Regions from separate parts of the Homo sapiens genome. Here all the other regions are linked to region 1. Evidence: chromatin contacts called from ENCODE Hi-C or POLR2A ChIA-PET data. All regions are on one chromosome and are shown on one strand. The core of a region is the stretch at or near the end of the contact, and the rest is flanking DNA. Distances in the headings are between cores, read along the strand shown.

The links. Hi-C counts contacts between places; a loop is a spot of excess contacts on that map. ChIA-PET counts read pairs that join two places held with the same protein, here RNA polymerase II (POLR2A). Pooled maps may share reads with other maps.
Region 2: a loop to region 1 is called in a map with no recorded cell type, with 5 times the contacts of the local background. The contact joins the enhancer-like site here to the promoter of MCOLN3 in region 1. A Hi-C loop is called at or near these places in 5 of 37 single-sample maps with no recorded cell type and 5 of 50 pooled maps. POLR2A ChIA-PET finds 5 or more read pairs at or near these places in 5 of 52 experiments (H1, OCI-LY7, activated CD4-positive, alpha-beta T cell and 2 more).
Region 3: a loop to region 1 is called in a pooled map, with 2.6 times the contacts of the local background. The contact joins the enhancer-like site here to the promoter of MCOLN3 in region 1. A Hi-C loop is called at or near these places in 4 of 50 pooled maps. POLR2A ChIA-PET finds 5 or more read pairs at or near these places in 5 of 52 experiments (H1, activated B cell, activated CD4-positive, alpha-beta T cell and 2 more).

What each region holds. Positions count from the first base shown.
Region 1 is chr1:85,047,210-85,050,180 of GRCh38, forward strand. MCOLN3 (mucolipin TRP cation channel 3) reads right to left here and starts at 1,291. Exons shown (of 13, transcript NM_018298.11): 1 at 1,187-1,291. RefSeq lists silencers at 773-1,522, 1,553-1,692.
Region 2 is chr1:84,972,330-84,975,109 of GRCh38, forward strand. All of the region lies in intron 1 of MCOLN2 (mucolipin TRP cation channel 2), which reads right to left. Among named protein-coding and RNA genes, the nearest start is that of MCOLN2, 23 kb to the right of the region's middle. Within about 2 kb of position 1,387, at least 2 of the 41 ENCODE cell types and tissues checked have a DNase peak (open chromatin) inside an H3K27ac peak, as active enhancers do; they include OCI-LY7, where a contact is called at or near this core.
Region 3 is chr1:85,147,523-85,150,674 of GRCh38, forward strand. No RefSeq gene overlaps it. Among named protein-coding and RNA genes, the nearest start is that of MIR4423, 15 kb to the left of the region's middle. RefSeq lists an enhancer at 1,304-1,433. Within about 2 kb of position 1,614, at least 2 of the 41 ENCODE cell types and tissues checked have a DNase peak (open chromatin) inside an H3K27ac peak, as active enhancers do.

The DNA.
Region 1 (2,971 bases), core at 41-2,540:
TCCACAGGAACAAAGAGAAAACAAGCCAACCAGCATATATTCAGCACATCACAACGAGTTGTCCCGGTAGACATTTCATTCACCAGGACCAGATGCTGACCTTGGAAAAGTCAGGTTTACCCAGTCTGAAAAGCCCTTCCGAGGGTGCACTTTTAAAAACTGCAAACTGTCGGGAACCCCAGCAGCTGAAGGAGGTATTCGCAGCCAGCCACCCTTGACATTCACCCGGAGCGCCGGCGCGGGAGGCAGGGTGGGCGAAGGACCCCATCAGGAGAGGCTACCCGACGAAGGGGCCATCCGGAGAGGCTACCGAAGTATCTATCAGGCATGCTCTTAGAAGGAGCAAACGGACACACACAGGTTACCTGTTCCTGGCGGGCAGAGGCTTGATTGGAGTAAGCTGTAGAAAATTGGAGAAAGCCCGGGAGTGTATAAATAGCAAAGGCCTCCCAGTTGGCGACAAAGTTATGCAACCTCGTTTTTTCAGAAGCGCTTTCCCACTTCACCAGACACAAAACTTTAGTCTCTCCAGTCTTCTTTTTTTTTCAAACAAACAAACAACAAGGGTTGACACTTTTGTTGGGTAGTGTGTGCGAGAAAGATCTGCAGGGTTGCAGCGATGTCCCAGAGCGGTCGCTGCCATCCCCGGGCACTGCCGTGGAGCTCAGACGGCCGCAGCCCGGCTGGCGGCTGCTTTCAGCCAGCGCAGCGACCCGGGCCTGAGCCCCCACTTCCAGCCGCCCCCACCTCTAACAGGGGGACAGTCCGCCTTGAAAGGGGCCAGCCGAGCCGCGTCAAGGCCATCTGGAGCCCCGGCCGGCATCCAAGCCTTCCAGCCCAGGGGCTCCGGGCGGGGGTGGCTTCCAGCCCTCTGAGCCCTGGCCACAGGTGGGCGGCGGCCTGGAGGGGGACCGAGGAGCAGAGCACCCCCACCCGCCCAGCCCCGGGCAGGCCCGGCAGGCGCGCTCCTCCACTGACCTGCGGGCGGCTTGGGGGCGGCGCGGAACAGCTGCATCTCGCGCCCAGCTCCAGCCCGCCTGCCCTCCATGGCGCCGACTGCCCGGCCCGGCCTTCCCGCGGCGTCCCCGACAGCTCGCTGCCTCCCGGCCTCCCCGGCCCTCCCTGTGCGCCGCGGGCGCCGTTCCCGCGACACCCGACGCCCCGGGGCAGCGCCCCGCGGGCTCACCTGGGGGACAGCGGGGAGCGGCCGCAGCTCCGGTGTCCGCGGCGAGGGCGCAGGGCGAGTCAGCGAGCGACTCCAGCAGCCTCGAGCCCCGCTCCGCCCAGAGTCAGACGGGAGGAGAGCGCCCCGTCCGCCGCCCGCGCATCCTCCCGCCCCCGCCGCTTTAACTCGTGACCCTACTCCCGGCTCGGGTTCCCGCCGCGCCCTGTCGGGGGCCGCTTTTCAGGAGCACAGGTGGGACGCAGGAGGCCGTCCGGAGGAAGCCGGCGTTGTGCCCGTTCCCTGCCACCCCCACCCTATCACTCCCTTCATTTTCTCCCTGAGCAACCCGCACCGCCCTGCTCGGGTTTGCCAGGTTTGCTCCGGAGCTGCCGCCGGCGCCGGGGGGCCACCCCCTCCTGGCCAAGGCCCCTCAGGTGGTTGCCGGGCTCCGCGGGTGCGGGATCTATAGCGCCTAGCTCCGGTGAGTGTGAGGCCCCGCTGCAGCCTCCCATTCTGATTTTTGCATACAAGGTGAAATCTTGAATGTCTTAGCGTTTCAAGCCTGAACCTTGTTCCCTCCCTGGGTCTTCTAGTTTCAGACAAGTGCTGTGAAATGAGTGGACAGTCGACTAGACTCTTCTGTAGATTGGCGGCTGGGGCAGAAAGAGCCCTGGGAAACTTTTCCAAGAAATGTAAATAGAAATACCTGAAGTAGACTTTGAACCGTAATCTTTTTCTTCATAAATTATCTGTAAATATTAAACCTAATACCCCTTATCAGGATTGGATCAGGAACTTTGGTTAATTTTAATTATAATTACTTTGGATGTGTTCTGATTTTTAATTTTTACTTATTTTTTTTTTTTGGCCACGGGTAAATTTGTAAAGGTCACTGAATTTCCCTACTAGGGTATTCCTGAAATTAGATCGATACCTAGCAAACCTTTTATAAAACCTGTTTTCAAATCCTAAACCAGTATGCATGGATTACTAATAAATTTTTGCAACAGGGTACAAGAATTTTATGCTGTTCCTCAACCTGGATCCCACATACTGTGAACAAGGTAGATACCCAGAAAGGATATAATTGGCACAGTCAATTCTCAAGTGCAATTTGGAAAATATAATGTAATCTTTAATCCCCATATGCCTACACACGATGTAACGCTATCTCCTTACTTGATGGTAAGAGTTTGAAATGCTTGATTGTTCAGGAACAATCTGAACTTTGAAGAGGTTCACAGTCATAAATGATGGCACTTGCTTAACCCTCGTTTTAGCTGAGTTATAAGGACCGGTGAATAGATAAAGCCAGGTTTTGGAGTCAGACAGATGAGGGCCCAAATTCCCTTCTGTGCCACTTATTGGTCTCTAGGGAGTTACTTACCTTCTCTGAACCCCTTTTCTTTTTTATGTGCAATCTGTGAAGTTAGCCGAGAGAAAGGACGAGAGAGAGAGAGAGAGAGGGAGAGAGAGACCGAGAGAGACCGAGACCCAAGTTCAGGCAAGCCTTTATTCAACCTGCCGGCTGCTCCATTACAGACAGAGGAGGCAGCCCTGAGCTTACAAAATGAGGGTTTTATGTGGGGGAGAGAGACCCTGGAGTTGTTTGTTGGTTAACTCTGCCACATATCACCTTGTGACGTTTATGGTACCGGAGGGTGTAGGTAAAGTTTGTTTATACTTCCCACGACCTCCCACTGTGCAGTCCGGATGGTTTGTAATTGGGTTTGCTTTATAGCAGCAAGACCTGATAGGTAAAAGTCTCCTGGCTTCACCGCGGTGCCTAGATAGGGGCTTAGAAAT
Region 2 (2,780 bases), core at 137-2,636, 75 kb before region 1:
TTTATGTTTCATTAACCCATAGGAAATGCATGATCTGGATTTTTATAAGCTTAATAATGGCAGCACTAAAGAACAAAATATCAAAGAAAAAAAGCATAGTATTTGAAGGCATAAAAATAAGATCTGAAATAGAATAGAAAGCCACCCATACAGTGGGTTAAATAAAAGCCAGAGATGCTGGAATAGAAAATGAAAGAAAAGAAGGCTGAGACTGGTACTGTGGTAAGAAACCAGGAGGAAGGCACAACAAAGCTACTGTCAGGTATTAAGAAAACCTACTGTCTCCACAGATAATCAGGACTATGAGGTTGGCATTAAGAAAACCTACTCTCTCCACAAATAATCAGGACTGTGTGACATTGGCTAAGTTTAAGGCTATCATATGATCAAGGGCAATTTCAGCTTTATCAAAACAATGACTAAGAGTCTAACGGAAGCCTGAAGTTTTGAAACAAAACAAGATGTCAGTGATTCTTAACCTTATTGGGGTTATAAACCCCTATGAGAACAGAAAAAGGCTCTTGACCTTTGCCCCAGGAAAATGAATACACCAGTTTCAGTGATGGTATTTTGTCAGCAAATAAGCTAACCAGCCCAGGATGCTATTGCCTTTGGCTTATGTGATCCCCCTACTTGACAAGGGGCCTGAAAGTTGTTTTTATCCCCTGCTGCAGTTGTCTCCAAAGTGGGGTCCTTGTGCACAAGGACGTATGCAAGACCATTCACTGGTATGTGAGAAGAAACTATTAGGGCTTCTAATTGTGTTAATTTAGAAAATAGAGAAGTAAAGAATTCCCAAGATTTAATATATGAATTGTTACCTATCACACCTAAGGTGCCCTCACTCGGTCAGTAACATCTGATGGGACTGACACAGTGGCTCATGTCTGTAATCTCAACACTTTGGGAGACTGAGGCAGGAGGATCACTTGAGGCCAAGAGTTCAAGACCAGCCTGGACAATATAGTGAGACTCTGTCTCCACAAAAACTTTTTAAAATCAGCCCAGTGTGGTGGTGGATGCCTATAGTCCCAGCTACTCGGGAGGCAGAGGTAGTAGATTCGCTTAAGCATAGGAGTTCAAGGCTGCAGTGAGCTATGATTTTGCCACTGCACTCCAGCCTGGACAACAGAAGGAGATCCTGTCTCAAGTAAATAAAACAAAACAAAACATCAGGTGCCTGTGTTTCACTTAGGTATGTGAGACATCCTGGGGAAATTGTCAAGTTTCCCAAATTAGGGGGTTCATGGTGGTACCCCCATTGATTTTCAGCATATTCCCACCAGTTATGTTTTATGTGGGCCCACTTAAGCATTTTTAGAATGTATCATCTAGTTTCCGTGGAAATAACCCTTGCGAAATAGGCAAAGGACATAAAGATTCTTGCAAAAGCCCAGAAGGTGGAGCAAGATGGCAGAAGAGAAGCCTCCACTGATCATCCTCTCACAAGAGGACATCAATTTAACAACTATCTATGTAAGCAAAGCACTTTCATAAGAACCAAAAATCAGGTGAGCACTTGCACTACCTGCTTTTAACTTTGTATTGCTAAAAGAGGCACTGAAGAGGTAGAAAAAACAGTCCTGAAGCACTGATACCACCCTTCCCCCAGCCCCAGCAGTGGCCACCTGGTGCGCAGAGTGCCTCTGCATGCTGTGGGAGGGAGAGCACAGCAATTGTGAGGCAGTAAACGGTTCTGCCCGGTTAGAGCAGAAAGGAAAACTGGACCAAATTCAGCTGATGCCCACCCACGGAGGGAACATTTAAACCAGCCCTAGCCAGAGGGGAATCACAGGTCCTTGTGGTTGGAACTTGAGTTCCCACAAACTTCACCACTGCAGGCTAAAGTGCTCTGGGTGTCTAAGTGAATTTGAAAGGCAATTTAGGCCACAAGGACTGCAACTCTAGGCGAGTCCTAGTGCTGAACTGGGCCCAGAAACAGTGGACTAGAGGGGCATGCAATCTACCAAACTACCAGGGTGGCTAAAGGAGTGGTGACATCACCTCTCCCCTAACCCCAGGCTGCACAACTAGTGGCTCCAAAAAAGATCCCTTCCTTCTGCTTGAGGAGAGGAGAAAGAAGAGTGGGGAGGACTTTGTCTTGCATCTTGGATACCGGCTCAGCCACAGCATGATAGGGTCAGAGTCATAATGCCTCTGTTCCAGGCCCTAGCTCCTGGGCAACACTTCTAGGCACACCCTGGGCCAGAAGGGAACCTACTGCCTTGAAGGGAAGAACCCATTCCTGGCAGCATTCATCACCTGCTAACTGAAGAGCCCTTGGGCACTGAATAATCAGCAGCGATACCCAGGTACTACATCTAGGGCCTTGGGTGAGCCTCTGAGACTTGCTGGCTTCAGGTTCATCTCGGCTATTGGGGGGTGGAGCAACAAGTGGGCTCCTGGAGTCCCCAGTTCTAAGAGCTGACTCTTGGATGGCATTTCTGGACCTTCCGTGGGCCAGAAGGGAGCCCACTGCCCTGAAGGATGAGTCTCAGGCCAGACAACCTTCATGACAAGCTGACTTAAGAGACCTTGGGCCTTAAGAGAACATAGTGGTAGTCTGGCAGTACTGCCCATGGGCTTCTGGTGGTGATGACCATGGGGAAGGTCTCCTCTGCTTTTGGAGGAGGGGAGGGAAGAGTGGGAAGAACTGCATCTTGTAATTTGAGTGCCAGCTCAGGCACGATACAATAGAACACTAGGTAGACTTCTAAGGTTTTTTATTGTAGTCCCTGACTCCTGGACAGCACCTCTGGACCCAGGAGGGTCCTGGGGGA
Region 3 (3,152 bases), core at 364-2,863, 100 kb after region 1:
TACTCCCAATGTGGTTCATCTTCTTATTCTCTCAACAGGGTCTTTCAAAGTGCAGAAGTTTGTAAATTTGATGAAGTTCAGTTTATTAAAAAAAAAAAATTTTATGTATCATGTTTTTGGTGACCAATCTGAGAAATCTGTGCATAATCCAAGGTTTTCTTCTAGAAGTTTTATACTTTTAGGCTTTACATTTAGGTCTATTATGTATTTTGAGTTCACTTTTACATATGGTATGAGATGTGGATCAAAGCATTTTTTTCATGCAAATATTTTATTGTTGCAGCACCATTTGTTGAAAAGACTATTCTTTCTTCACTGAATTGTCTCATCAAAAATCAGTTGTCCGTATATGTATGAATCTATTTCTGAACTTTTATTCTATTGATTTGTCTATTTTGATGCCATTACTATACCATCTTGATTACTGTCACTTTATAAGTCACCTTAAAATCAGATAATGTTGGTCCTCCAACTCTGTTCTTTTTCAAAGTTGTTTTGGTTAGTCCTTCGTATGTGTATGTATATTTTAAAAATTTACATATGCAATTCTGACTTTCATAAAATTTCCACTAGGTGATTTGTTAGAAGCCCAACAACCTCCTTGTGACCTAGGCCCTGTTTAAATGCATTAAGGATATGGCTGATAATGGCTTAAGTACTGTTCCCTACTGGCTGAAGCTGAAAGTAGACCTGAGAAGTTGAGATGGCTAATACAAAAGCCAACAGTCTTTCAGAAGTGAACATAACATGGAACTGTAGCAGGAGCATCGAGGGACCCCACAGTTAGCAAAAAGAACCAACAGAACCTAAGGAATACTTCCAGTACTTTCTTAGGCATAGTTTAATATGCTCCCATTTTAAAATAAAGTACAAATAAACCCTATCCATCATTAACACTTTAGCATTTGAATCAGGTGATGAGAGCACATTCTTCCAGGCAAGATTGTAAAACCAAATGGAAGGCAAGATTTCCCTGGAGGTAGAGAAGGAGGAGACAGATTCTGTTGGGCACAGGAAGGAAAGGCAAGACTGCTTGGGATATCTGAGGCCCAAGGCAGCCAGAGGTGGCACATGGCCACTGGGGCCTGAGGGGAAAGGATTTACCAAAAGAGGTGAGAATATGCTGCTTTGACCACTTTGCAAATTAACTGGGTGCCCCATGGCAGCAATTGCCTAGTGATTACCTGGAAAATCTTTATGTGTGTGTGTGGTTTTTTTTTTTTTTTTTTGACTGCCTATGTGCAGTTCAGCATTTCCACTTCCTGCTCCATTTACAAAAGGGTCCCAAAGTTTATCTTGTGACATTTGGTCCTTTATTAAGAGGAAGCAATAGGTGGTCATTTTTAGAGGATAACATCCTGTGCTTTTACCATTTCCATAAAAGGGAGGGGATTTAGCTACTTCTCAAGAGAAAAGAGTATGAGAGAATCACTTCCAGCTTCTCTTTAAACCCCTAATTTACTGTTCCCCAAGTCACAAAGAATGACTCATCTGAGTAGTGAATTGAGAAGAACTTGAGCATGCTTGGCTAGGGGCCTTCTGCATTCTCTCACCACACACCAGCCTGTTGGTAATACATACTTTTATGGTGCTGACAGCCTCTGCCCATGCCAGGAGAGGTCTTTTTTCATTAACTCCACCAGTGACTAGGTGGGGATGATCAGATCACAGAGGATATATGAAGAAGCCCACTTGGCCATAGACCCAAGTCATATTCTCCAGCTTACCTTTGTCAAAAGTAAATTTGGTATTTTGATCTCTATGTCTGGCTCCTATGCCCTGGTTCTAATCTTAGGAAGGAAAGATACATTTTTGGTGGTTTCCTACCAACCCTATGTTGGTAGTTCAGGCGAAAATATGCTGGTAGGAAAGGGTTAAAAGTGTGAGAGGAAACAAAATGAAAAAAAAAAAAATGTGTTCAGGGAAACAGCACTGAGAAGTCCTCAAGGCAGAAATGCAGGCTGTAAGAATTGGGCTTTAGCTCTGTTCCTGCCAGTGTGGAACCTACAGGGTTCATGAAGAATGGGCCCCATTTGGGACACAATCTCAGACTGCAGACAGACCCTCCCCAACCCTGCTATAGGAGACCTTTCACTCTCTCTATCGCCAGCTCCGGGTGGGAATTAGTCAAGTGTCTTACCTAGACATGGTGCTTTTGTTCCTTAAAAAGAAAACAGACTGGTGTTATCTGTGTGTTCAACTTTCAATGCAGCTTTGACTTTTCTTGTGTCCCAACATTTGTGATAGAAAAGATGGAGATTGTCTTAGTCCACTTTGTGTTGCTATAAAGGAAAACCTGAGGCTAAGCAATTTATAAAGGAAAAAGGTTTATTTGACTCATGATTCTGGTGGCCAGAAAGTTCAAGATTGGGTGAGGGCTGCTGGCTGCTTCCATTCACAGGAGAAGGTGAAGGAGAGACAGTGTATGCACAGGTCACGTGGCGAGGAAGGGGTGGTGGTGGAGGGAGAGTGTGCAAGGAAGTGCTAGGCTATTTTTAACAACTGGCTGTATTGGAATGAATACAGTGAGAATTCACTCCTTACTCCACCTCCCAGGGAGGGCATTAATCTATTCATGAGGAATCTGCCTCCATGACCCAAACAACTTTCACCTCCCAAGACACCACACTGAGGACTAAATTTTGACAAGAGATTTGGTGGAGACAAACAAACCATATCCAGACCATAGCAGAGACTAAACTCAGTATTTCCCAAAGTGTGGTATGCATGTTAAGGTGTACATAACTGTACATAGAGCTCACACCTTAATTATCTCAATAGTTGTGAATTCATTTTAGTGTATAGAAAAAACTGTTTAACTCGTTAATGACAAGTGATACTGGTTTTCCATATATGGCAGCAGTGTGAAGTTTTACATTTCAATTTTTTTCAATTGAAAAAATAATTTTAGATAAAATAAAGTAATATTACACACAGTATTTAAATATGGTAGAAATTGTGCAGGTTGTCTGTGAATGATGGGAGTCTAGGATAGCTAAAAGTAATTTGGTAAGAATTACAAGATATACCTAAGGTCAGGAGTTCACGACCAGTCTGGCCGACATGGTGAAACCCCAGCTGTACTAAAAATACAAAAATTAGCTGGGTGTGGTGGCACGTGCCTGTAATCCCAGCTACTCAGGAGGCTGAGA